2 separate regions of the Homo sapiens genome follow, and region 1 is linked to region 2. A link is an interaction called in ENCODE POLR2A ChIA-PET data of the cell type or tissue named here. Cell type or tissue: MCF 10A. All regions are shown on one strand. Each heading gives the region's core, and the rest is flanking DNA. Links, peaks and the distances in the headings are about the cores only. Region 1 overlaps LOC105371901 (a long non-coding RNA gene). Region 2 holds the start of LACAT1 (lung adenocarcinoma-associated transcript 1).

What was found. Peaks named below come from ENCODE experiments on the same cell type or tissue, not always from the same donor. Only the 100,000 strongest peaks of a DNase experiment are listed, where the experiment ranks them.
Region 1: POLR2A ChIA-PET joins it to region 2 with 10 read pairs; 9 of 35 experiments call an interaction of 5 or more read pairs at or near these places.

What each region holds. Positions count from the first base shown.
Region 1 is chr17:77,119,868-77,131,871 of GRCh38, reverse strand. It overlaps LOC105371901 (a long non-coding RNA gene), which reads left to right. Exons shown (of 5, transcript XR_934988.3): 3 at 6,055-6,182; 4 at 7,034-7,192; 5 at 7,817-8,125. It also overlaps a transcript of SEC14L1 not described here. Among named protein-coding and RNA genes, the nearest start is that of SEC14L1, 15 kb to the left of the region's middle. RefSeq lists enhancers at 4,083-4,132, 7,120-7,893. In MCF 10A, for the core only: no CTCF peak of the experiment used is centred there; DNase peaks (open chromatin) are centred at 3,831, 5,191, 6,271, 9,881 and 2 weaker places.
Region 2 is chr17:77,249,049-77,261,052 of GRCh38, reverse strand. It overlaps LACAT1 (lung adenocarcinoma-associated transcript 1), which reads right to left and starts at 7,239. Exons shown (of 3, transcript NR_188630.1): 1 at 6,532-7,239; 2 at 3,287-3,391; 3 at 1,708-2,720. RefSeq lists enhancers at 2,167-2,822, 2,823-3,480, 5,728-6,927. In MCF 10A, for the core only: no CTCF peak of the experiment used is centred there; DNase peaks (open chromatin) are centred at 5,412 and 5,892.

The sequences.
Region 1 (12,004 bases), core at 2,094-10,093, 130 kb after region 2:
TAAGAGTCTTCCTTCCTTCAGGACACCCTTCCTACTACTAGCAGAATTCTCTCCCAAAAATACAGACTCACTCCCTTGTGCAAAAAGTACATTGACTACAGAATTAAATTTAAACTTCAAAGCCTACCATTCAAGATCATCTGTAAATCTCGTCCCCAACTTCATTTGTCCAGAATGATTTTATATTCATCTCCACTCTATTCATTTATTTACTCATTCCTTTGTGGATTCAACAAACATTTATTGAGCACCTTAATTTACTCTGAACACAGTGAGCACTGGGGTATAGAAAGACCCACTACAGCTGGGTGTGGTGGCTCACGCCTGTAATCCCAGCACTTTGGGAGGTCGAGGCGGGTGGATCATCTGAGATCAGGAGTTTGAGACCAGCCTGGCCAACATGGTAAAACTGCATCTCTACTAAAAATACAAAAATTAGTTGGGCATGGTGGTGGGTGCCTGTCATCCCAGCTACTTGGGAGGCTGAGGCTGGGGAATCGCTTGAACCTGGGAGGCAGAGGTTGCAGTGAGCCAAGACCGCGCCATTGCACTCCAGCCTGGGCAACAAAAGCGAAACTCCATCTCAAAAAAAGAGAGATCCACTACAAAAAAGCAGATTTTCCTACAAGGTGCCAGCCTGCTCTATAGGACAGACACCTAGCAGTTGAAACACAGCCTATTCGGTTCCACAACGGCCCAATGTAGCTCCTCCCTGAAGGCTTTTCTGATGCCTCTTTCCATTGGCCCATGCACTTCACAATTCCATCATAAGGCATGTTGGCTAAAACTAGACTGTCCGTAGAAGAATGGGATCTGTGTCTTCTGTTGAACTGTAAGTTGCTTGGGTACCATCGTCACTAATTTTCTCCTATTTTAATAGCACCTGGCATTTTCTAGAACCCTATTAAATATCTGTTGGGTTGAACTAAATGAACTTTTGATGAGGCCTTTATTCTGAGTGCATTTCACACATCTCAGGCTAGGCAGTCTGTAAACCCAGCACTTTGGGAAGTCGAGGCGGGCGGATCCCTTGAGCCCAGGAATTCAAGACCAGCTTGGACAACATGGCAAGACCCTGTCTTTACAAAAATACAAAAATTAGCTGGGCATGATGGCATGTGCCTGCATTCCCAGCTGCTTGGGAGGCTCACTTGACCCCGGGAGAGGGAGGTTGCAGTGAGCCGTGATCATGCTACTGTACTTCAGCCTGGGTGACAGAACGAGAACCTGTCTCAAAAATAAATAAATAGGCTGGGCTCAGTGGCTCACGCCTGTCATCCCAGCACTTTGGGAGGTCGAGGCAGGTGAATCACTTGAGGCCAGGAGTTCGAGAACAGCTTGGCCAACATGGTGAAGTGAAACCCCGTCACTACTAAAAAATACAAAAAAATTAGCTGAGTGTGGTAGCGCACTTGTAATCCCAGATACTCGGGAGGCTGAGGCATGAGAATCACTTGAACTCAGGAGGTGGAGGTTGCAGTGAGCCGAGACAGCGCCACTGCACTCCAGCCTGGGTGACAGAGCGAAACGCTGTCTCAAATAAATAAATAAATAAAAATTAATTAATTAAATAAATAAAAAACACATCCCCCCACCACATGGACTGAGCTGAAGCATCCTTGGGGCTGATGCTTTCACCACCCCTCCACCCCACACTGGCACCTTTAGACAGCACTGTACCTCGTGTCACCAGGCGAGGACATCAAGTCCAGGGAAGCGGCCTGGCTTAGGTGGTGAGTTTCTGTAGCAGAAAGCACAGCCTGCATCTGATGAGATTTAGGGTGACAAAGGAGCGCCACCAAGCCTTTCAGCTTCCCACTCAGAGAAATAAAAATAGCCTACCCAATCATATTTCTTTTTGGCTTGTTTGTTTCACAAAATATAGTCCTCACTTCACCGACTGATGCAGCTGCTTGGCACTCCCTTTCCTTTGCTGGATCAGGACTTAGGTTGGCAAGTCCAGCAATGAATCCCCTGGCTGTGCAGCTGCGGGTCATAAACAGCTGGAGGGAGGCTCGACTTGCTGCTTTTAATTAACCCCCAGGAAGGAATGTCGCGCTAACAGGGTATAGACCAGAGGCCACATCACAAGGCGCGACTGGGTGAAGAATAAACAGTCAAGCAGCCTCAATCCATTTAGTTAAAGCAATAGTCTCAAGGCTAACCATGGAAAAGAAAACCCTCCTCCACCTTCAGCTCTGCGGGCAGAACTGAAGACACACAGGGGTCATCAGAGGCCAGAGCTCTCCCACGTCCTCCTTGATGTGGGTGAAAGAGAAGATCATTCAGACCCCCAAATCTCCTGTTTCACCAGGAGATTCGAACTCAGAGGGTTTCAGTTCAATACCTTATTTGGGATGCATCCCATAACCAGGCACCCTACAGCCCTGCCCGGGAAGGTTCTATATACACAGTGTGACCTCCAGCTGAGAATCACACATGTGCTCACTTCACACTGCAGTGAAAATTCCATCTCTCACCCTTCCCCACGTTGGCAGGACCTGTGGGTCTGATTGAGCCACCTCAGTAGCCTAAAGCAGCTTTTAGGGTTTTCCTCCTCCAAAGGAAAAAAAAACAAAAATACTAATTGGATGCTGATGGAATTTGGTGTCAGAAAATCTCACTGGGTTGTTAAGCTTGGATAAGAAAATGTTGATGAAAACATTTTGTAAATGGTTAGACTCTATGTAAATGCTTCCCACCGCCAGGCATCCTACAGCTTTGCCTCCGGAATGTTCTGTACACATAGATTATTATTATCGTCCCGCCTACCGCTCTAGTTGGTTGCCAGCAACATCGTCTATATTTAGATAAATCCTTCCCCATCTTAAATTTCCCCCAACAGAAAAACAATATGAAAATTGTTCAAAAGACCAACATGAAAATATGATTAAAAGACCAATGCTCATTTGTACGGCTCTTGGCACAGACAGGCTGAAAAAAATACAAAGGAATTTCTTGGCAAACCATTGTCTATAATTATGAGCTACATAAGCTAAATGGACTCCAAGGGGCTAGGGGTGCATGGGGAGATGGTCATCTGGCTTAGTTGGGCACAACAGTCTCTATCACCCCTTCACGTTCAGAAAGCTCACTCTACTTTAAAATGCCCAAGCGTGGCCAGGCGCGGTGAATCACATCTGTAATCCCAGCACTTTGGGAGGCCGAGGCAGGTGGATCACCTGAGGTCATGAGTTCAAGACCAGCCTGGCCAATGAAACCCCATCTCTACTAAAAATACAAAAATTAGCCAGGCCTGGTGGCATGTGCCTGTAATCCCAGCTACTCAGGAGGCTGAGGCAGGAGAATCACTTGAACCCGAGAAGCAGAGGTTGCAGTGAGCCAAGACAGTGCCACTGCACTCCAGACTGGGCGACAGAACGAGACTATGTCTCAGAAAAAAAAAAAAAACATAATAAAATAAAATAAAATAAAATAAAATAAAATAAAATAAAATAAAATAAAATAAAATAAAATAAAATGCTCAAGTGTGAATGCATAACTTGTCCTAAAAGGCACTGCATCTGCCAGCTCTGCACCCCCGCCCACCCCTGTGGCCTCTGGTCAGGCGCCGTGCTGGTGCTAAGAGGTGACCCCCAGCTGCCTACTAGACATTAGCGGGGAGAACTGGTGTGCCCCAGGAAGGAACAACCACGCTGACGCAAAACCAAGAGCCTGTGTGACCTTCCTCCATACCCCCGGGTATACAAGGTACGGCTCTGAACTTTTCACCACACAAGGCTCAGGAAGCACCCATGGTTGACGCACTGTTCCAAGAAATTACCACGAACTGGTGGCTGAGGGCAACAGAAACTCATTCTCTCACTGTTCTGGAGGCCGTAAGCTCTGGAGGTGAAATCAAAGTGTCGGCAGAGCTGTGCTCCCTCCTGCAGCTCTGGGAAGGTCTGTTCTGGCTTCTTCCGGCTGCTGGTTGCCCTGGGTGTTCCTTGGCTTGCGGCCACCTCTCGCTAGTCTCCACTTCCACCTTCTCCCTTGTGTGTCTCAAATCTCTCTCCTTTCTCTTATAAAGCCACCAAAATGAGATCATCGTAGACCCTAAATCCACGATGATCTCATCTCAAGTTCCTTAACTTACTGACATCTGCAAAGACACTGTTTTACAAATGAAATCGCCTTCACAGGTACCAGGGGTTAGGACTTGGACACATCTTTTGGGGACCCACATTCAACCCTCTACAGCTGGTTAGAAAAAAAACCCCTTGGCCAGGCGTGGTGGCTTACGCCTGTAATCCCAGCACTTTGGGAGGCTGAGGCAGGTGGATTACCTGTGGTCGGAAGTTCGAGACCAGCCTGGCCAACATGGTGAAACCCCATTTCTACTAAAAATACAAAAATTAGCCAGGCGTGGTGGTGGGTGCTTATAATCCTGGCTACTTGGGAAGCTGAGGCAGGAGAATTGCTTGAACCCAAGGGGCCGAGGTTGCAGTGAGCTGAGATCGCGCCACTGCACTCCAGCCTGGGTGACAGGGCGAGACTCCATCTCAAAAAAAGAAAAGAAAAGAAAACAGACCCCTTGAAACCATAAAAAGGAATGAGTTCATGTCCTTTGCAGGGACATGGATGAAGCTGGAAGCCATCATCCTCAGAAAACTAACCCAGGAACAGAAAACCATACACCGCATGTTCTCACTCATAAGTGGGAGTTGAACAATGAGAACACATGGACACAGAGAGGGGACCATCACACACTGGGGTCTGTTGGTTGGGGGTGAGGGGTGAGGGGAGGGAACTTAAGAGGACGTGTCAGTAGGTGCAGCAAACCACTATGGCACGTGTACCCCTATATAACAAACCTGCACATTCTGCACATGTATCCCTTTTTTTTAAAAGAAGAAATAAAGAGAAAAAGAAAAAAAATAAATAAAAATTAAAAAAAAGAGAGAGAGAAAAAAAAGAAATCCCTGTTGGAGGGAAGGGAGGCGCCCCTGCTCACTCTCCCGGCAGTGGTATCAGCCTCGTCAAGCCCAGAGCAGTGAAAAAGGTGCCTGCACCCCACAGAGTCAGCCTCCTGGACCCCGAGGGTGCCCACTCCTGCCTGACCCACCCATCACCATTGCCCACAAAGCAAATAATGCCAAGGGAAGGGCAAGGCTGGCTTGCTCATCACGTTGTAGACTCTGGGCTTTGAGAAAGCCAGAGAACAAAGGATGTTGCTGTCCTTGGCAGGGCTGGCCTTGTTCCAAGGTTCCCGTGCACCTGGAGAAGAGCTTGACCTGGCTCACATGGCACACTCGGGCACACAGAGGGCTTCTCTGGGAACCAGCCTCTTAGCAATTCCAGGAGCATGCAAGGAACCGCTATGATTCTGGCAACCTGAGTTTATTATTCCATATCAGGGAGACCGAGGCACAAAGAGTTCTGCGTGTTTAACCCCTACCGATCATTCAGAACTTAGGAGCCAGTTCATGGTTCCTGCCTCCCCATGTGATGCCTAAATTCAGCACCCTATTGAATTCAGTTACAGTTTCCTTGAAGAACGAACACAGTTCCCTCTATTTTCTACCAGTTGTATCAGGCCCAGGCCCTGTGCTAGGCACTTCACAAGCATCACGATGATCTTCATCACAGCCCATTTCGCAGATGGGGACACCAAGATACAGAGAGGATAAGTGACTTTCAGAGCAGAGAATCCAAACCCAACAGTCTGACTCCAGTGTTCACAGAGCTCTTCCTATCGCACTCCCATTCCTTCTTTTTTTTGAGACGGAGTCTCGCTCTGTCACCCAGGATGGAGTGCAGTGGTGCGATCTCAGCTCACTGCAACCTTTACCTCCTGGGTTCCAGCGATTCTCCTGCCTCAGCCTTCCAAGTAGCTGGGATTACAGGCATGCGCCACCATACACAGCTAATTTTTATATTTTTGTAGAGATGGGGTTTTGCCATGTTGGCCAGGATGGTCTCAAACTCCTGACCTCTGGTGATTTGCCTGCCTGGGCCTCCCAAAGTGTTGGGATTACAGGTGTGAGCCACCCCGCCCGGCCCCATTCCTTCTGTTGAACTCACAGTTCTTTGGCTTTTTGTTCTTCCTTCCAGGTCACCAGTTTCAAGATTTGTACATCCTGGTGTCACGGTGAAAAGCCTATTGGTGGCAAGCACATAAGGCACGTGGGATGGCCAGGGGCCTCCAGCACAGGAAGGCCCCGAGTGAAAGCCTAGCAGAGGTAGGTGCCTGTGTGTCCTGGGACATCCTACTGAGCAGGCAAACCACGGACACATTCAGCTCCAAAATATTTCCATATGGTCCCGGTATAGCAGTTGAATTGGTTTGACTCATGCATTCTTTAAATAGCAAGTACAAATAACCTGGATGATTCTTAATGTTCCATTTATTCCTCTATCCGTTTATTGTTCTGTGATTTATAGCATAGCTCCTGAGTGTCATGTGCATGACATAATAGGGGAAAGGAAAAAAAAAAAAACCTGCAACTTCAGAATCTAAGGACTAAGCTAAAATTTTAGAATGCTGAGTGAATCAAAAGGTGTGCATCATTGGTGAAAATAATAAGAAGAGTTTTTTTTTCTTTTTCTTTTCTTTCTTTAAATCCACTTATTCTGTCCGGGCAAGGTGGCTCATGCCTGTAATCCCAGCACTTTGGGAGGCCGAGGCGGGCAGATCATTTGAGGTCAGGAGTTCGAGACCGGCCTGGCCAACATGGCAAAACCCAGTCTCTACTAAAAATAGAAAAATTAGCCGGGCGGGCGCCTGTAGTCCCAGCTGCTTGGGAGGCTGAGGCAGGAGAATCGCTTGAACCCGGGAGGCAGAGGTTGCAGTGAGCCAAGATTGTGCCACTGCACTCCAGCCTGAGCAACAAAGCGAGACTCTACCTCAAAAAATATATAATAATAATAAAAATAATAATAATAATAATAATAATAGTAAATCCACTTATTCTTATGTTCTAGCAGCCAAGGCTGCTAGGGCAATTTGGATCTCAATATAAGATAAAGCTTATTCTCTGATGGAAGACATCAGATCCCCCACCTTAATTTCTGTGTCACTTGCTTTAAACAGTTAAGCGACTGTACGACATGCTGAAAGGGATCAGTGATTTCTCCTGCAGCCAGTTCCAACCTGCTGAAAGGAACACTGAGAAAATATATGGACTCAGTAAACCTGAGCTGCCTCCAATGGCCTCACTCACTCCAACCCTCAACTTTGCAATGCTGGAATGTGAGTCACCTTTAAGATCATTTCATTTATCTTGGCCAAGCCTTTAAATATTTAGGTCTACATCAAATAATGTCTGATAAAAGCTTAGCGCTTTTCACAGCAAAGAACAAAACGTAATTTTGAACCACCACAGCTGAAAAAAGGGATGTTATTAGCCAAGACAGGGGCCCCAGTTCAGCAGCCTACCTCCCGTGACCCAGTGATACACAGCTAAGGAAGTGTGGGGCTTGTGGGACCTGTTTGGTTCCTGACGTTCCCAGAGAACAATATCCTGAAGCAGAAACAAGACGTGGTTTCCGGTTTTTGTTTTTGTTTTGAGACGGAATCTTGCTTTGTCACCCTGGCTGGAATGCAGTGGCATGATCACAGCTCACTGCAGACGCGACCTCCTGGGCGCAAATGATCCTCCCCCCTCAGCCCCCCAAGTAGCTGAGACTATAGGCGCACGCCACCACGCCTGGCTACTTTTCATATTTTTTGTAGAGACAGTGTCTTGCCATGTTGCCAAGGCTGGTCTCGAACTCCTGGGCTCAAGTGATCCACCTGCCTTGGCCTCCCAAAGTGTTAGGATAATAGGTGTGAGCCACCACCCCTGGCCAAGACATGGTTTTTATTTGTGTGCAGGCTGAGATTATCGTCCACAAGGAGCAGAAGCTTTCATAGAGGAACCCATCGACGTGGCTCCTGCCAAAGTCCTCAACAGGGCTTCGAAACACAGCAAGCATAATTTTTTAAATGTTTTTATATCAATGAAAATTTTAAAATTATAAAATAATCTGCCATAGAGGACACACAGACCGTCTACATGGCATCCGTTTCGCTACATCTTCCTTCCCAAGGCCCCAACTTTGTCCAGGTGTCCACCCCACTCCACAAGCCGGGGAAGCTGGCCCCTGCCTGGCCAGCAGGTGGACCTGATTCTAACACATCCCCCCTGCCAGGGACTGACTTAAGAGTGGGCCTGGGTGGCTGGGTGTGGTGGCTCTCGCCTGTAATCCCAACACTTTGGGAGGCCAAGGTGGGCAGATCGCTTGAGCCCAGGAGTTCGAGACCTGGGCAACATGGTGAGACCTCTGTCTCTACAAAAAAAAAACAAAGAAAATAGCCAGATTTGGTGATGTGTGCCTGTGGTCCCAGCTACGTAGGAGGCTGAGGTGGGAGAATCGCTTGAACCCAGAAGGCGGAGGTTGCAGCGAGCCAAGATCTCGCCACCGCACTCCAGCCTGGGCAACACAGTGATGCTCTGTCTCAAAAAAAAAAAAAAAGAGTGGGCCTGGGACCCACTTCAGGGGGTTCTGGAAGGGTTCCCACAGTCTTAAAAAGGAGACACCAGCTGGGCACAGTGGCTCATGCCTGTAATCCCAGCACTTTGGGAGGCCGAGGCAGGTGGATCATGAGGTCAAGAGATCAAGACCATCCTGGCCAACATGGTGAATCCCCATCTCTACTAAAAATACAAAAAATTAGCTGGGCATGGTGGCGAGCACCTGTAGTCCCAGCTACTCGGGAGGCTGAGGCAGAAGGATCGCTTGAAGCAGGGAGGCGGAGGTTTCAGTGAGCCGAGATCGTGCCACTGCACTCCAGCATGGCAATAGAGTGAGACTCCATCTCAAAAAAAAAAAACAAAAACAAAAAAACAAAACAACAAAAAAGGAGACACCAGAAAAGAAAGCCCCTGTTTCTGTGTCTGGATGCTGTGTGATTCTCTGTCTGGATGCTGTGTGATTCTCTGTCTGGATGCTGTGTGATTCTCTGTCTGGATGCTGTGTGATTCTCAGGCTGCTGCAGACATGCGGTACCCATGAGGGGATGCAACCTGTGATGGAGGAGACACGGGGACTGCAGAGAGGAGAGGCAGAAAGAGCATCTCTGCCTTGGGTGGCCTTGGGTGGCGTTGCTGCTCTGGCCAGGCCCAGGCCCTCCTTCTGCCTTGCAGTTGTGTGTTCTTATCAGTGTCCTCATGGCACAACCCAGGGTGAGTCAGGGTTATCTGTTCGTGGCAGCTACAAGCAACGAGAGCACACGGTCATCTTAGAAATATGTCTAATGCAGAAATGCCAAAGGAAGAAAATAGGGTGGGGATGGTGCTTCATGCCTGTAATCCCAACACTTTGGGAGGCAAAGGCAGGAAGATTGCTCCTATGTTACCCAAGAGTTCAAGACCAGCCTGGGCAACAGAGTGAGATCCTGTTTTTACAAAAAATAAAAAAAGTAGCTGGATGTGGTGGTGTACACCTGTAGTCCCAGCTACTCAGGAGGCTGAGGCAGGAGGATCACTTGAGCTCGGAAAGTTGAGGCTACAGTGAGCCAAGATTGTGCCACTGCACTGAGCCTGGGTGACAGAGTGAGACGCTGTCTCAAAAAAAAAAAAAAGAAGATGAAGAAGAAAATAAAAATTAATGATAATCTCACTATCCAATGATAATCACAATTTATGTTTTCTTGCCTGCCCTTCTCTCTTAAACAACTGATTTGGTGTCACTAATTGCAATATATGATGTGATAACAGAAGCAATCCACCTACTGTGTGTAAAAAATTCAAATAGCACAATTGTTGAAGGCAGAAAGCAAATAGCTCCTGGAATCCCATCCCCTGAGTGGTGGACTCGGTAGTTTGTCATCTATTCTGGGAATGTTTGCCCCAGTATATCAATGTTTTCCAGTGTGTGGGCTGCTGCTGACTAATGCATGTTTACACAGCCTTTTAAGCCCAGATGAGCAAACTGTGGTGTTCCTCAGGCTTAGCTGAATGTCTGGGCCCTGAGAGTTGGAAGACAAGAGGAGCAGAAAGAATGGGGAAAGGAGGGTCCACTCTTTTCTGCAGGCAGCGTTGGCCTGGACAAAGTAACAAACTAGGGAGAGCCTAGGCTTTGAGCACAAAGGATTGGAGTCCCAGCTCCTGATTCACCGTTAAAGGCTGTGTGGCATTGGGCAGGCTCCTTAACCATTCTGAGCCCGTTTCCTCATCTGTAAAATGGGAATAATGCCTAACAGAGTGGTGAGGGTTAAAGATAGTGCACATGGGCCGGGTGCGGTGGCTCACGCCTGTAATCCCAGCACTTTGGGAGGCCGAGGTGGGTGGATCACGAGGTCAGGAGATTGAGATCATCCTGGCCAACATGGTGAAACCCTGTCTCTACTGAAAATACAAAAATTAGCCGGGCATGGTGGCACGTGCCTGTAATCCCAGCTACTTGGGAGGCTGAGGCAGGAGAATCGCTTGAACCTGGGAGGCAGAGGTTACAGTGAGCCGAGATAGTGCCACTGCACTCCAGCCTGGGTGACAGAGGAAGACTCTGTCTCAAAAAAAAGATAGTGCACATGATATGGCCTCAATAAATAGTGGCCATTATTCAAAATATTTGCCAACTTCCCGAATCTCTTTCTGCCTCTCCTACCACTTCTCCACATCTCTTTTCCCTGCCCGCTGTTGTCTTTGCTTTGTCGGCAGTAGCCAGGATGTTCTTAGCTGCAGACAACAGGATCCAGCCTAGCCAATTCAAGCCAGAAGGGCTTTAGGAAGAGATAGAGAGAGCTCATGTAACTGGCAGGAGGGCCAGCAATACAGGCACTAGGCAGGCTTCCAGGGACAACCAACTCTCAGGATCACACTGAAGAACCATCTCACCGATGGAGCTGCCACCTCACCCGGATTAGGCAGCTGCCAAGTCAGGATGTTGCTGCCTTGGTTCCTGCCTCCAGAGCCAAGCTCCCTCTGCCACAACCCACGATAACAAAACGATGCTCTGTTCCCTGCCTCTCTCTCACCTAAGTGAGTTCCGAGTCCAAGTCTCCTGTGGGGACATGCAATTAGCTGAATCTCAGTCACACATCGGAGCCCCAGCAGGGCTGACATTTCTGTGTTGGAAAGGTGATGCTTACAATCAGAATATGGAGAGAAGGGGCCGGTCGCAGTGGCTCACGCCTGTAATCCTAACACTTTGGGAGGCCGAGACCGGTGGATCACCTGAGGTCAGGAGCTTGAGACCAGCCTGGACAACAGGGTGAAACCCCACCTCTACTCAAAATACAAAAATTAGCTGGGCGTGGTGGCACGCACCTGTAATCCCAGCTACTTGGGAGGCTGAAGCAGGAGAATCGCTTGAACCTGGGAGGCAGAGGTTACAGTGAGCCGAGATCGTGCCACCGCACTCCAGCCTGGGCGACAGAGCAAGACTTCATTAAAAAAAAAAAAAAGAATGTGGAGAGAAGGATCAGAAACTCCGGGGCAGCCTCAGGTTGTGGATGCATTCCCTAGTTGGGGAGTAGAACACGCAGACACACAGCGACGTTCTAGACCTCTGTCCTCGTCCCTCTGTGATGGCACTGTGGTTGTGACATGCTCCAGGAAATCCCTAGCTGAGCTCCTACGTGAGTGGCAAAACAAGGCGGTTAGAACGCTTCATGCCTAGATGTACATGTCTAATGGGCACTTCATGATTCACTTTTTTTAAATTTATTTTTTATTTCTAAAGATAGGATGTCTCACTATGTTGCTCAGGCTGGTCTTGAACTCCCGAGCTCAAGGGATCTGCTCACCTCAGCCTCCCAAAGTGCTGGGATTTACAGGCGTGCACCACCACACCTGGCCATGATTCACATTTTTAAGACGATGTTTGTCAGTCTAATCTCCAGTCGATGGGCTCTCAGGCAGTATAACAAATGAGCTGAAAATGTTTTCAGTGCAATACGGGAAAGTATTCTTAGGGCAAATCCAGACTGAGGGTCAGGGCAGCCTGGGGAATGTCCCAAAGGTCAGATTCCCGAAGTTGTTCCTGACATTCCAAGCTGCTGCCTTTTCTGTGGCATTGG
Region 2 (12,004 bases), core at 1,718-9,717:
AGCCTGGGTGACAGAGTGACACTCTGTCTAAAAAAAAACACAAAAAAAACAAAAAAAACTGGCTTAAATAAGAACAGGTGGTCACGAAAAATAATCAGTGAGAAATCCTGGAAGTTAAAGGTATGATTTTTATTTATTTTAGTTTTTTCTTCCTTCTAAAATTTTTTTATATTCTCTTTTTAAAAAATGTTTTTCATGGGCCAGGCATGGTGGCTTACACCTGTATTCCCAGCACTTTGGGAGGCCAAGGTGGGCAGATTGCTTGAGCCCAGGAGTTTGAGATCAGCCTGGGTGACAAAGTGAGACCTCATCTCTACAAAAAAAAATTTAAAATTAGCTGGGTGTGGTTGATGCATACCTGTAGTCTCAGCTACTTGGGAGGCTGAGGCAGGAGAATCATTGGATCCCAGAAGTTTGAGGTTGTAGTGAGCTATGATTGTACCACTGCACTTCAGCCTGGGTGACAGAGTGAGACCCTGTCTCAAAAAAAAAAAAAAAAAAAAAGCTTTACATTTTAGTATTTATATATTACATTTTTCACCCTGTTGTGGTCTGTGTGCAAAAGGTGTAATTATTGAAATTAAGAAGCCAACAGACAGAATGTAGTTGGCTGGATACATTGAAGAGAGAATAAGTTAGTTGGCTGATGTCACCGAGAGTGTGGTAAAGAACAATATAGATGAAACAGGCCGGGTGCAGTGGCTCACACCTGTAATCCCAGCACTTTGGGAGGCCGAGGCAGGCAGATTACTTGAGGTCAGGACTTCCAGACCAGCCTGGCCAACACGGTGAAACCCCATCTCTACTAAAAATTCAAAAATTTGCTGGGTGTGGTGGCGGGAGCCTGTAGTACCAGCTACTCGGGAGGCTGAGGCAGGAGAATCACTTGAACCTGGGAGGCGGAGGTTGTGGTGAGACCATGCTACCACACTCCAGCCTGGGTGATAGAGCGAGATTCCGTCTCAAAAAGATAAAAGGAGCAGGATTACTTGTTCACCTCGTTCTCTGGGCACTGAGGATTGGCAAGTATGGTCCTCAGGCCAGTTTCTGTGGCCCCCAGGAAATTCTACAAATGCATGAATAATGGGTCAGGACCCACAGTCTCGGTGATCCAAAGCTCACAGGTGATGCACGCTCCTGCAGAATAGAAAGAAGGGACAATCCTGGCTCCTGATGGCGCTGATGGTTTGTTTTCATAAATGTCCATTTAACAGCTGCGACAGCTGGAGATCATTGTTCCTGGGGCATCTCGCTCTACCCCAGCTATGGTCCCTCTGAGCAGCCCCTACAAACACGGGAACCCACCAGAGGCCGAAGAGCCCTAGAAGAGACCAACCTTGGCAGTCCCATAACTGCACTGCCTTACTGTCCCCAAGGCAGACCATTCCCTTGCTCCCTCCAGGGGACACCCATAGCCCCCAGGGGCCACCTGGCTGCAGAAGGCCCCTGCACGGGGATGATTCTCAAGATTCTGATTTATTCATACCCTCCATATTTTCCCAGGCCGTATTCTAAGATGTCAGGGATTTTGTGCAGGGCACAGGGCAGAAGCTGATGTGAGACGTGGGTACCTCCTGTCTCTTCAGAAGAGCTGTGCTCGCCGGCTGCACATGGCGGATGAAGGAGGGGTGTATCTTAGTCCATTCTCATGCTGCTATAAAGAAATTCCCTGAGACTGGGTAATTTATAATGGAAAGGGGTCTTTTGTTTTTATTTTTATTTATTTATTTATTTTGAGATGGAGTTTCCCTCTTGTTGCCCAGGCTGGAGTGCAATGGCATGATCTTGGCTCACCGCAACCTCCGTCTTCTGGGTTCCAGTGATTCTCCTGCCTCAGCCTCCTGAGTAGCTGGAATTACAGGCGCCCGCCACCACACTCAGCTAATTTTTTGTATTTTTAGTAGAGATGGGGTTTCTATGTTGGCCAGGCTGGTCTCGAACTCCTGACCTCAAGTGATCCACCTGCCTCGGCCTCCCAAAGTGCTGGGATTACAGGCATGAGCCATCACGCCCGGCCGGGAAAGAGGTTTAATTGACTCACAGTTTTGCATGGCTGGGAAGGCCTCAGGAAACTTACAGTCATGGCGGAAGGTGAAGGGGAAGCAAATACCTCCTTCACAAGGTGGCAGGAGAGAGAAGAGTGAGCGAAGGAACTTGCCAAACACTTATAAAACCACCAGATGTCGTGAGAACTCACTCACTCACCGTCCTGAGAACAGCATGGGGGAACCGCCCCCATAATCCAATCACCTCCCTCCCTCGACACATGGGGATTACAGGTCCCTCCCTTGACACGTGGGGATACAAATCGAGATGAGATTTGGGTGGGAACAGAGCCGAACCATATCAGGGTGCCTTGACAAAGAGAGAAACCGGAGATCCCAAGCCGAGGAGAAGTTGGAGGTTGGTCCTGAGGGCAGTGGGGCTGGCCTGGTGCGTCTCTGAGGGGAATAGCCATATGGCGCCTGTGGGAGGGGCCCCAGGATTGGGTCCTAGTCTCTCCAGTGTGGACACAGAGCCACGAGGCAGAAAGTACCACGAGATTGTGACCATGTTTGTTTCAGCAGACCCGGCCAGGATGGACAGTGATCAGGGCCCACTCTGAAAGGCCTGGGACCTTTGCACAACCACGGTGGTGGTGACAGCTGTTGGGGGGAGTTGGGAGCAGGAACCCTAAATGACAGATGGTTTCCTGTCCACTCAGCAGGCTGAGGGTCCACCTGGAAGATACCAAGGCGATGGGGCTTGGTGCCGTCCTGAGTTTGCAGGCCGAGGCTCACGCTGCTCTGCCAACACTCACATACAGTATCCGCGTAAGCCAAAGAAACCCCCCGAACTTGGGACAGGCAGCTCCTTGCTGTGGGCCACACACGGGCTCGGGAAGGACCAGTGACTCAGGGGCTTTCATTGTTTCAGATCAAAGGCTGAGTGTGGCCAAGTGAAGGAGAAAGCCCCTGTGCGGGCACCTGCAGAGGCGTCCACCCTGCCCAGGGGCCTCTGGGGACGCAGCGCCCACCCTGCCCAGGGGCCTCTGGGGACGCAGCGACCCACTGACCAGTGAGCGCAGATGAGCGACTGCACCTCTCTGCTTCAGCTCTTCATGGCCAGATGGGAGGACAATCCCCACCTTGCAAGGTGGCGTTAAGGACTGAGAAAGAACGAGCACCAGGCCTGGCCCCATGAGCACTGCTGGGTCTGGATCCAGGCGCCGTCCACCTTCCACCCGGCAGCACTAATGCTTCCCTCCCCGGCTGCACTGGCCCTTATCTGGGGGTCAGGAACTCACGTGCTGAATAAAGAGCAACTCTTTTCCAGACAGGAACGTTGGGTGTAGCAGGGACAGGCACTGGGGCTGAAGTTGCTTTTCCAAGGAGACGGTTTGGAGTGGTGCCTTCCAGAAAGGAGCATGGTAAGGTGAAGGAAAGGAAGCTGGAGAGGGTGAGGAGGGGCTGTTTCAGGAAATGAAGCTGAGGGGAAGTGGCTCAGGATGTGGAGGTGGAGGAGGTGATAGAATGGAGGAGGTGATGGGAATGGAGGAGATGATGAGGATGGAGGTGATGGGGATGGAGGAGGTGGGGAGATGATGGGATGGAGGAGGTGACAGGAGGTGATGGAGATGGGGAGGAGGTGATGGAGATGAAGGAGGTGGGGAGGTGATGGGAATGGAGGAGGTGATAGAATGAAGGCGATGATGGGAATGGAGGAGGTGATGAGGATGGAGGAGGTGATGGGGATGGGGGAGGTGATAAAATGGAGGAGATGATGGGAATGGAGGAGGTGATGGGGATGAAGGAGATGGGGAGGTGATGAGGATGGAGGAAGTGATGGGGATGAAGGAGGTGAGGATGGAGGAAGTAATGGGGATGGAGGAGGTGATGGGGATGAAGGAAGTGGGGAGGTGATGGGGATGGAGGAGGTGATGGGGATGGATTCCATTCTGGCCTTCCCTCATACCCTATGGGCCTCCTTCATCACTTTGGTTAACAACTTAGGCAGTTCCCAAAGCTGTTCATCTAGCTTCAGCAAATGAACCATCTCATCTTGGCCAATCCAGGCTTGCTGTCCCATATTAAAATAACCAAACCAGTCTAAGTCAAAACTTCCGTCTCACATCTGATGGCAAGCTGCAGGGGGCAGTAGTAGGGATCAGCCCTTCTACCTCCTTGCTCCCCTCCACCCTCATACATGCCTCCTCTCTCCCATCCCCTGCAAAGGACATCCTCCAGGGCACCCCTCCCCCAGGCAGCCCCACCCACCCCAGCTGCTGGTCCTTGTGGTTCAGTGCCATCCAGGCAGCGAGCCCTTCATGAGCCTCCCACCTGAACCTACCCTCCTGGTGTTGCATGGCAACTTCGAGCACCCTTCCCTGGGAAACGCTGGAAATGTGGAGGGTGACCTGCCCAGGCAGCTCCAGCCACCCTTCAGAAGGCTCCAGGGGCAGGGCTGCTGCCTCTCTGCACCCAGCCCCAGCCGAGGTGGCCAAGCCCTCCCAAGAAAGCTCCCCACTTCTGCCTGGGGCCAGGACTCGAGTTCAGAAAACCACCAGCAGAGGCTCCTTTGCCAGGGGTGCTCGGGGGGCCCCCTATCCTGGCTTGAGTCCCTTCACAGTCCCATCTCTATTCCTCAAAACTTGCCTCCAGCAAGCCCCTCTGATATGAGCCCTCGTTTGCAAGTGGCTTTGGCTCTGGGCTTTATGCTGCAGATTCACTGACACCTCATCACAGTTCCTCTAGCACCCATTTCACAGATGAGGAAACAGAAGCACAGAGAGCTTAAGTCCCCTGCTTGAGGTCTCACAGCTTCTCTGCAGGGGAGCCCAAATTCAGTTCCTGGCAGCAGCATGCTTCCCGGTCTGTGCCCGTAACCCCACTGCAGCTCTCTGCTGGGACCGTATGCCACCTTTTGAGATGTCCAACATTGACACGTCAGGCACCCTGTCTGCACTGAGCAGACACGTCGGGCACCCTGTCTGCACTGAGCAGGCACGTCGGGCACCCTGTCTGCACTGAGCAGGCACGTCGGGCACCCTGTCTGCACTGAGCAGGCACGTCGGGCACCCTGTCTGCACTGAGCAGGCACGTCGGGCACCCTGTCTGCACTGAGTAGGCACGTCGGGCACCGTGTCTGCACTGAGTAGGCACGTCGGGCACCGTGTCTGCACTGAGTAGGCACGTCGGGCACCCTGTCTGCACTGAGTAGGCACATGGGCATTCTCTGCTTTCCAGCTTCATCCAAAATCCCAGGCATCTGGGAAAGTCCCTGGTCACAGGGAGCCCAGCGATTCCTGGTGTGGGAGGGTAAGGGAATAGAGGAGTGGTTCTTCTCCACCCTGCCTCTGCCCTGAAAGACTTATTCACTGGCAACGTCCCCTAGAAAGAGGCCTCTGAGCTCCTAACCACAGGGTGCAGGACCCAGTAGCTCATGTCTGTGCCTCGTGCCGGGTGGCACGCTGACCCGGCTGCAACCAGCCAGTGGTGACTCAGGCCTCGGAAATGACAGGCTTCCGTGGAGACAGAGGGCGCCGGGGTCGGGGAGGCAGCCCACGAGGAGCTTAAACCCCCACTGGGGGAGGGAGAGCAGGACAGAGCTGGATGGCAACATGAGAGGCCGGGGGTGTGAGTGAGGCCTCTGCCCACAGGTGACCCGGGTCACACCTTCCAGGAGCCACAGACAGGCCCCAGCAGGAGGAGCTGGGGGACACACACAGGCCCCAGCAGCAGAGGTGGAGTGGTTGCAGGACAGGCCTGGAGGGCAGGGGAGGGGCTGAGCCTCCGCAGTGGGCAAGAAGATCGGCCTCACAGCGCTGACGGTCAGGAGGCCCAGTCTGCCGCCCCATGCTGTGTGCCTATGAGGCCCCACGGGCCTCAGCTTCCTATTCTGTGACAGGGAGCAGCCCCCTCACCTGGCCAGGTGCCAACTGAGAGAGAGCTTGGCCCTGGGCAGGGCCACCTTCCTGTGTGCTGAATCGTCACCTGGAGGCAAGACCGGAAAGTGTTCTCACTGTATTGCATTCCTGGGCCCGAGGAGCTCTTTCACAGGGCTGAGCCGTGGATGAAGTGCTTATGAATTGGCACAAAGAGGGGGCCGGGTCTGATTCATCTGTGTGCCCCATCCGCACCCCATACAGGATCGGGCACAGAAAGACATTTCCCATGGTTACAGGAGGAAATAGAGTAGGATGGGGAAGAACTGGCCTCTGAGGTCCCTCTTTCTTCCCACCCTATCCCCCAAAAGTTGCCTTCCTGGACCCCCCTGCCCCCGTGTCCCCCACATAGGTGTTTACACGCTGATCAGTGGTGGAGATTCCAGGCAACAAGGAGCTGGGAGGCTGAACAGGTACTGGAAGCCAGTGGCCAATGCCCCTGGAACAGAGCCCTGTGGCCGAGCTGCGAGCTCTGTTAGGTCTCCAGCTTATGGCTCCCATGAAGGGCCTTGCCCTCCTGCCAGGGGCAGTATAACAATCTACCCAAATGCCCATGGACCCCTCTGGAGGCTTGTAAAGCCCCAAACTCCTGTTTGCTGCGAACTTACCAGGCTCGGCCACAGGGGCAGGGAGAACGTCCGGCCGGAGCGCAGGGAAGGAAGGTTGGGTCTCTGGAGTCCGCGGGGGTGGGGGGCTCCCTCCCAGGTCTCGCCCTTCAGCTTTTCTGTTTCCCACTTCAGGGCCACACGTCCGTCGTTCCGAACCTCCAATCACATTGGTAACCAACATCATGGGTTCCCAGTGGCCCCGTTGTGGGGTCTTTTCCTCCTGGGGTCTCTGCTGGGGCTTCTCCCTCTCCTCGCTTCCGGCCATCCCCTTCGCTGGGGAGCAGTTGGCTGCTTTTCCGCAGCCAGTGCCTTTCGCGGGTCCAGTTGATCCTATGAGATGCACCATGGAGGGGTAAATGCAGCCTGGGCTCCTCCAGAAGCCAGGGTGCCCACTGCTGCGTGGAGATGCTACCAAGCGTTCAAGTTGTGCGGGTTGTGGAAGAAGCTGGTGAGCCCTGGAGTCAGGCCTGGAACTCAGAACCGAGCGTGAGTCAATCCCTCTGCTTTTCACCGGGAAAAATCTTCCTGGCTCGAGGTCCTGGGTTCATCACTTTCTTCAAACAAACACTCAATCAAACACTTAGAGACTTCCGGTCTGGGTAAGATGGCCTAAACCCGACCCTCCCTGTTCCTGTCTGCTAAGCCCTGGAAAGAATGTAAGAGGCAACCCTAAGAGGGCCCTGAGGTGGAAGGAGCAGGAGAGCTGGTAAAGGACCCCAAGGCTGGGTCAGGAATATTTATCAACAGGGCATTATGACACCCCTCACCCCCACCCAATACAGGACCCGCCCAGGCGTGCATTTCCCAACTCCCGACCTAGCAACAGAAGGCAGCCAAGTAGGCTCCTTTCTCTCCTAGATTAAAGGCAAGTCGCCCCAACACACTAGGCAAGGCTGGGCCCGATTGCTCACAGCTGTAATCCCAGCGCTTCAAGACAGGAGGATCTCTTGAGACCAGGGATTTGATACCAGCCTGGGTAACCCAGCAGACCCTGTCTCTACAAAGAAAACTTAAAAATTAGCCGGGCATAGTGGCAGCTGCGTACAGTCCCAGCTACTCAGGAGGCTGAGGTGGGAGGATCACTTGAGCCCAGGAGATCAAGGCTGCAGTGAGTTATGATCGCACCACTGTACTCCAGCGTGGGCAACAGAGTAAGACCTGTAAAAAAAAAAAAAAAAAAAGCTGGGCACAGTGGCTCACACCTGTGATCCCAGCACTTTGGGAGGCTGAGGCGGGTGGATCACCCGAAGTCAGGAGTTTGAGACCAGCCTGGCCAACATGGTGAAACCCCGCCTCTACTAAAAATACAAAAATTAGCCGGGCGTGGTGGTGGGTGCCTGTGGTCCCAGCTACTCAGGAGGCTGAGGCAGGAGAATCGCTTGAACCTGGGAGGCAGAGGTTGCAATGAGCCAAGGTTGCGCCATTGCACTCCAGGCTGGGCGACAAACTCAAAAAAAAAAAAAAAAAAATGAACAACAAAAAACCCACCAAGCAAGCCAGGCAGAACCACCAAAGGGGTTGGCCCAGCACCCTCCTGCTAATTATTGGCCAGGGTTAACCCTTTCCTCCTCACTGGACCTGAAATTCCACTCCCCCACCCAAAATCATGGCACAGCAGAGAGAGGGGGAGACGTTGATGGCAGGGAGAAAGCCCACCACAAGCAGAAGGCCTGTCTGTCCCTGTGAGCGGGAGACTCCCTTCTCCCACCTGGAGGCAATGAATGTCCAGCCTGGGAAAGCTCCTTCTGCCTCCTTAAGCAGCACCACACAAGCCGAGCTGACCTCTATAGCACGGCAGAGGCTCTGCAAATCAGATTTTCATTGGAACCACAGCCCCCAAAAGTAGCCCAAGACCTGGGTGCTAAACCTAAGCAGGGCCGCTGCTACCAAAGTAAAAAATGCAAACAGGACCTGAAGTCTCCTCACCTAATAGCCACAATGTCCAGGATATGGTGAAATTCACTCATCCCACCAAGAACTACGAAAATCACAATGTGAGTGGGAAGACCGTCAACTGAACCCTGAGATGAATCAGACGTTGGAGTTACGTGCCCAGGATTTTACTCTTTTTTTTTTTTTTTTGGAGACAGTCTTACTCTGTCACACAGGCTGGAGTGCAGTGGTGCGATCTCAGCTCACTGCAACCTCTGCTTCCTGAGTTCAAGCGATTCTCCTGCCTCAGCCTCCTGAGTAGCTGGGATTACAGGCATGTGCCATCATACCCGGCTAATTTTTGTATTTTTAATAAAGACAGGCTTTCACTATGTTAGCCAGGCTGGCCTCGAACTGCTGACCTCAAGTGATCCACCCTCCTCGGCCTCCCAAAGTGCTGGAATTACAGGCATGAGCCACTGCGCCCAGCCATGTGACCAGGATTTTAAAGCAACCATCAAAAAAAACACATAAAAATAAAAAATTCAACAAGCAATTGCAAATTCTCTTGAAACAAATGAAAATATAGAAATTCTCAGCAAAGAAATAGTGGGTATTTAGAAAGAACCAAATGGAAATTACAGAACTGAAAAATGTCATTGCAGAAATTTTAAAAACTCCCTGATGGGCTCAGTTGTAGAGTGGAAATGACAGACGACAGAATCAGTGAATCTGGGGACAGATCAATCCAAAGTACCCAGTCTGAACCACAGGGAGAAAATAGACGGATAAGAAATAAACAGAACGTCCACATCCAATGGGACCATAACAAACAAATCTGACACTCACATCATAGGGGCTAAGGAGGAGAAGAGAGTGAGGCTGAAGGAGTATTTGAAGAAATAATGGCTGAAAACTTTCCAAATCTGGTAAAAGACATAAGCTTACAGATTCAGGAAACTGAACTTCAAACAGAAGAAGCCAAAGAAATCTACACTGAGATATCATCATTAAACTTCTGAAAACTAAAGACAAAAAATCTCCTCAGAACAGCCAGAGAAACAACACATTACCTATAGGGACACCAGTTCAAATTATCTCATCTGAAACTACGGAGGCCAGAAGTGATGTGGATGACTTGAGGTCAGGAGTTTGAGACCAGCCTGGCCAACATGGTGAAACCCCGACTCTACTAAAGTTACAAAAAATAGCCGGGTGTGGTGGCACATGCCTGTAGTCCCAACTACTTGGGAGGCTGAAGCACGAGAATTGCTTGAGCCTAGGGATTGTGGGGCCAAGACTGCTGATGGGGGGTGGGGTTGAGCTGTGATGGTGCCACTGCACTTCAGCCTGGGTGACAGAGTGAGACTCTGTTTCAAAAAAAAAAAAAAAAAATCAGTAACAGAAAGACTACAGGAAAATCTCTAAACACTTGGAAATTGAACAGTACACCTCTAAATATCCACGTCAATGAGGAAGTCTCAAAGAAAATTAAGAAATCTATAAAACTGAATGAGAATTAAAGGACAGCATACCAAAATATGTGGGATGCATCTGAGGCAATGCTGAGAAAGAAATTTTCTTATTTTTATTTTTTATTATTTTTTTGAGACAGAGTCTTGCTCTGTTGCCCAGGCTGGAGTGTAGTGGTGTGATCACAGCCCACTGCAGCCTCGACTCCTCAGGCTCAAGCAATCCTCCCACCTCAGCCTCCTGATGAACTGGGACTACAGGAACATGCCCCCCACACCTAGCTTGCTTTTTTTCTTTTTTTGCTAGAAACAGGGTTTTGAGGTTGCTCAGTCTTGAACTCCTGGCCTCAAGTGATCTTCCCGCTTCAGCCTCCTAAAGTACTGGGATTACCTGTGTGAACCACTGTGCCCAGCCGAGAGGGATACTTATAGCACTAAATACTTACATTAAGAATAAAGATATCTCTAGTTTCAGCTACTTGAGAGGCTGAGGCAGTAGGATCGCTTGAGACCAGTCATTTGAGGTTGCCGTATGCTGTGCTGGCACCTGTAAGTAGCCACCATACTCCAGCCGGAGCAATGTGGTGAGGCCCTGACTCTAAAAATAATAAATAAATAAATATAAATTAAAAGAGAGCAGTCTCGTCTGGGCGTGGTGGCTCACGCCTGTAATTCCAGCACTTTGGAAGGCTGAGGCGGGTGGATCACGTGAGGTCAGGAGTTTGAGACCAGCCTGACCAACATGGTGAAACCCCATCTCTACTAAAAATACAAAAATTAGCTGGGTGTGGTGGCGGGCGCCTGTAATCCCAGCTACTTGGGAGGCTGAGGCAGGAGAATCACTTGAACCCGGGAGGTGGAGGTTGCAGTGAGCCAGGATTGCGCCGCTGCACTCCAGCCTGGGTGACAGAGTCAGGTCCATCTCAAAAAAGAAAAAAAAAATTAGGCAGGCGTGGTGGTGCATGCCTGTAATCCCAGCTACTTGGGGGGCTGAGGCAGAAGAATCGCTTGAACCTGGGAGGCAGAGGTTGCAGTGAGCCGAGATCCGTACCATTGCACTCCAGCCTGCGGGATAAGAGCGAAACTCTGTCTCAAAAAAAAAAAAAAAGAGAGAGACAGAAGTCTCAAATTAACCATTTATTGAGGTGGGTTCTGTGCTTGGTGCTGAGATGATAATTGTGAAGGCCCAGTCTCTTCCAAAGGGGCTTACAGCTTGAATGGGCACAGAAACAAGGAAAGGAGGAATTCACACACAGTGTGGTCAGGGGTGTAATTCACACACAGTGTGGTCAGGGGTGTAATTCATACACAGTGTGGTCAGGGGTGTAATTCACACACAGTGTGGTCAGGGGTGTAATTCACACACAGTGTGGTCAGGGGTGTAATTCACACACAGTGTGGTCAGGGGTGTTGGTTGAGGGTAGCCTAGGGCTAGGGTGTTGGCTTAGCCAGGTCAATACAGGCAGATGGCATCAAATCCAGGCTTGGGGAGCAAAGAAGTCTTCTCAGAGGAGAAGCTGCACCCTGATAGGTGAGGTGGGCCCCCCAAAATGGGGAGAGGGCTGTCTGGGCTCAGAAAGCTGGGACACGCAAAGGCGCTGAGGGGAAGAGGACATGGCCCATCAGGGCACTGTCAGTGTGGCCAGACAGAGCAGGCAAGGCGGGGGAGACCCTGGGAGACAGAGCCAGACCCAGAACGAGGGGCCCCTTCCCAGACTCTGAAGGAGTTTGGGCTTGATCCTAAGACAATTCAGAGCCAATGAAGAGTTTCAAGATGACAAGGTCTCATCTGTGTTTTGGGAAGACCCTTCCAACTGTTGGAGGAGGGCTGCTCCTAGATGCAGGGGGGCCAGGAGGGAGGGACCCAGTGGGCCATTTGGGAGAGGTGGACGCTGGACAGGGCAGGGGCGGCAGGCAGAGAAGAGGAGTCCACAGCTCCTGGGCGAAGATCGCCAGGATTTGAAGATGAGATCTGGAAACGACGGCCCGGGGACATCCAAGCTGAGCCTGGGCCAGTGGGTAAATAAGCGGTCATTCACTGAGTAGGGAACATGAAGGAACAGATGGAGATGCTTTGTGTTGCCTTTGGTGGGGACAGAGCAAAAATACAATGATGGCATTTCCATCTG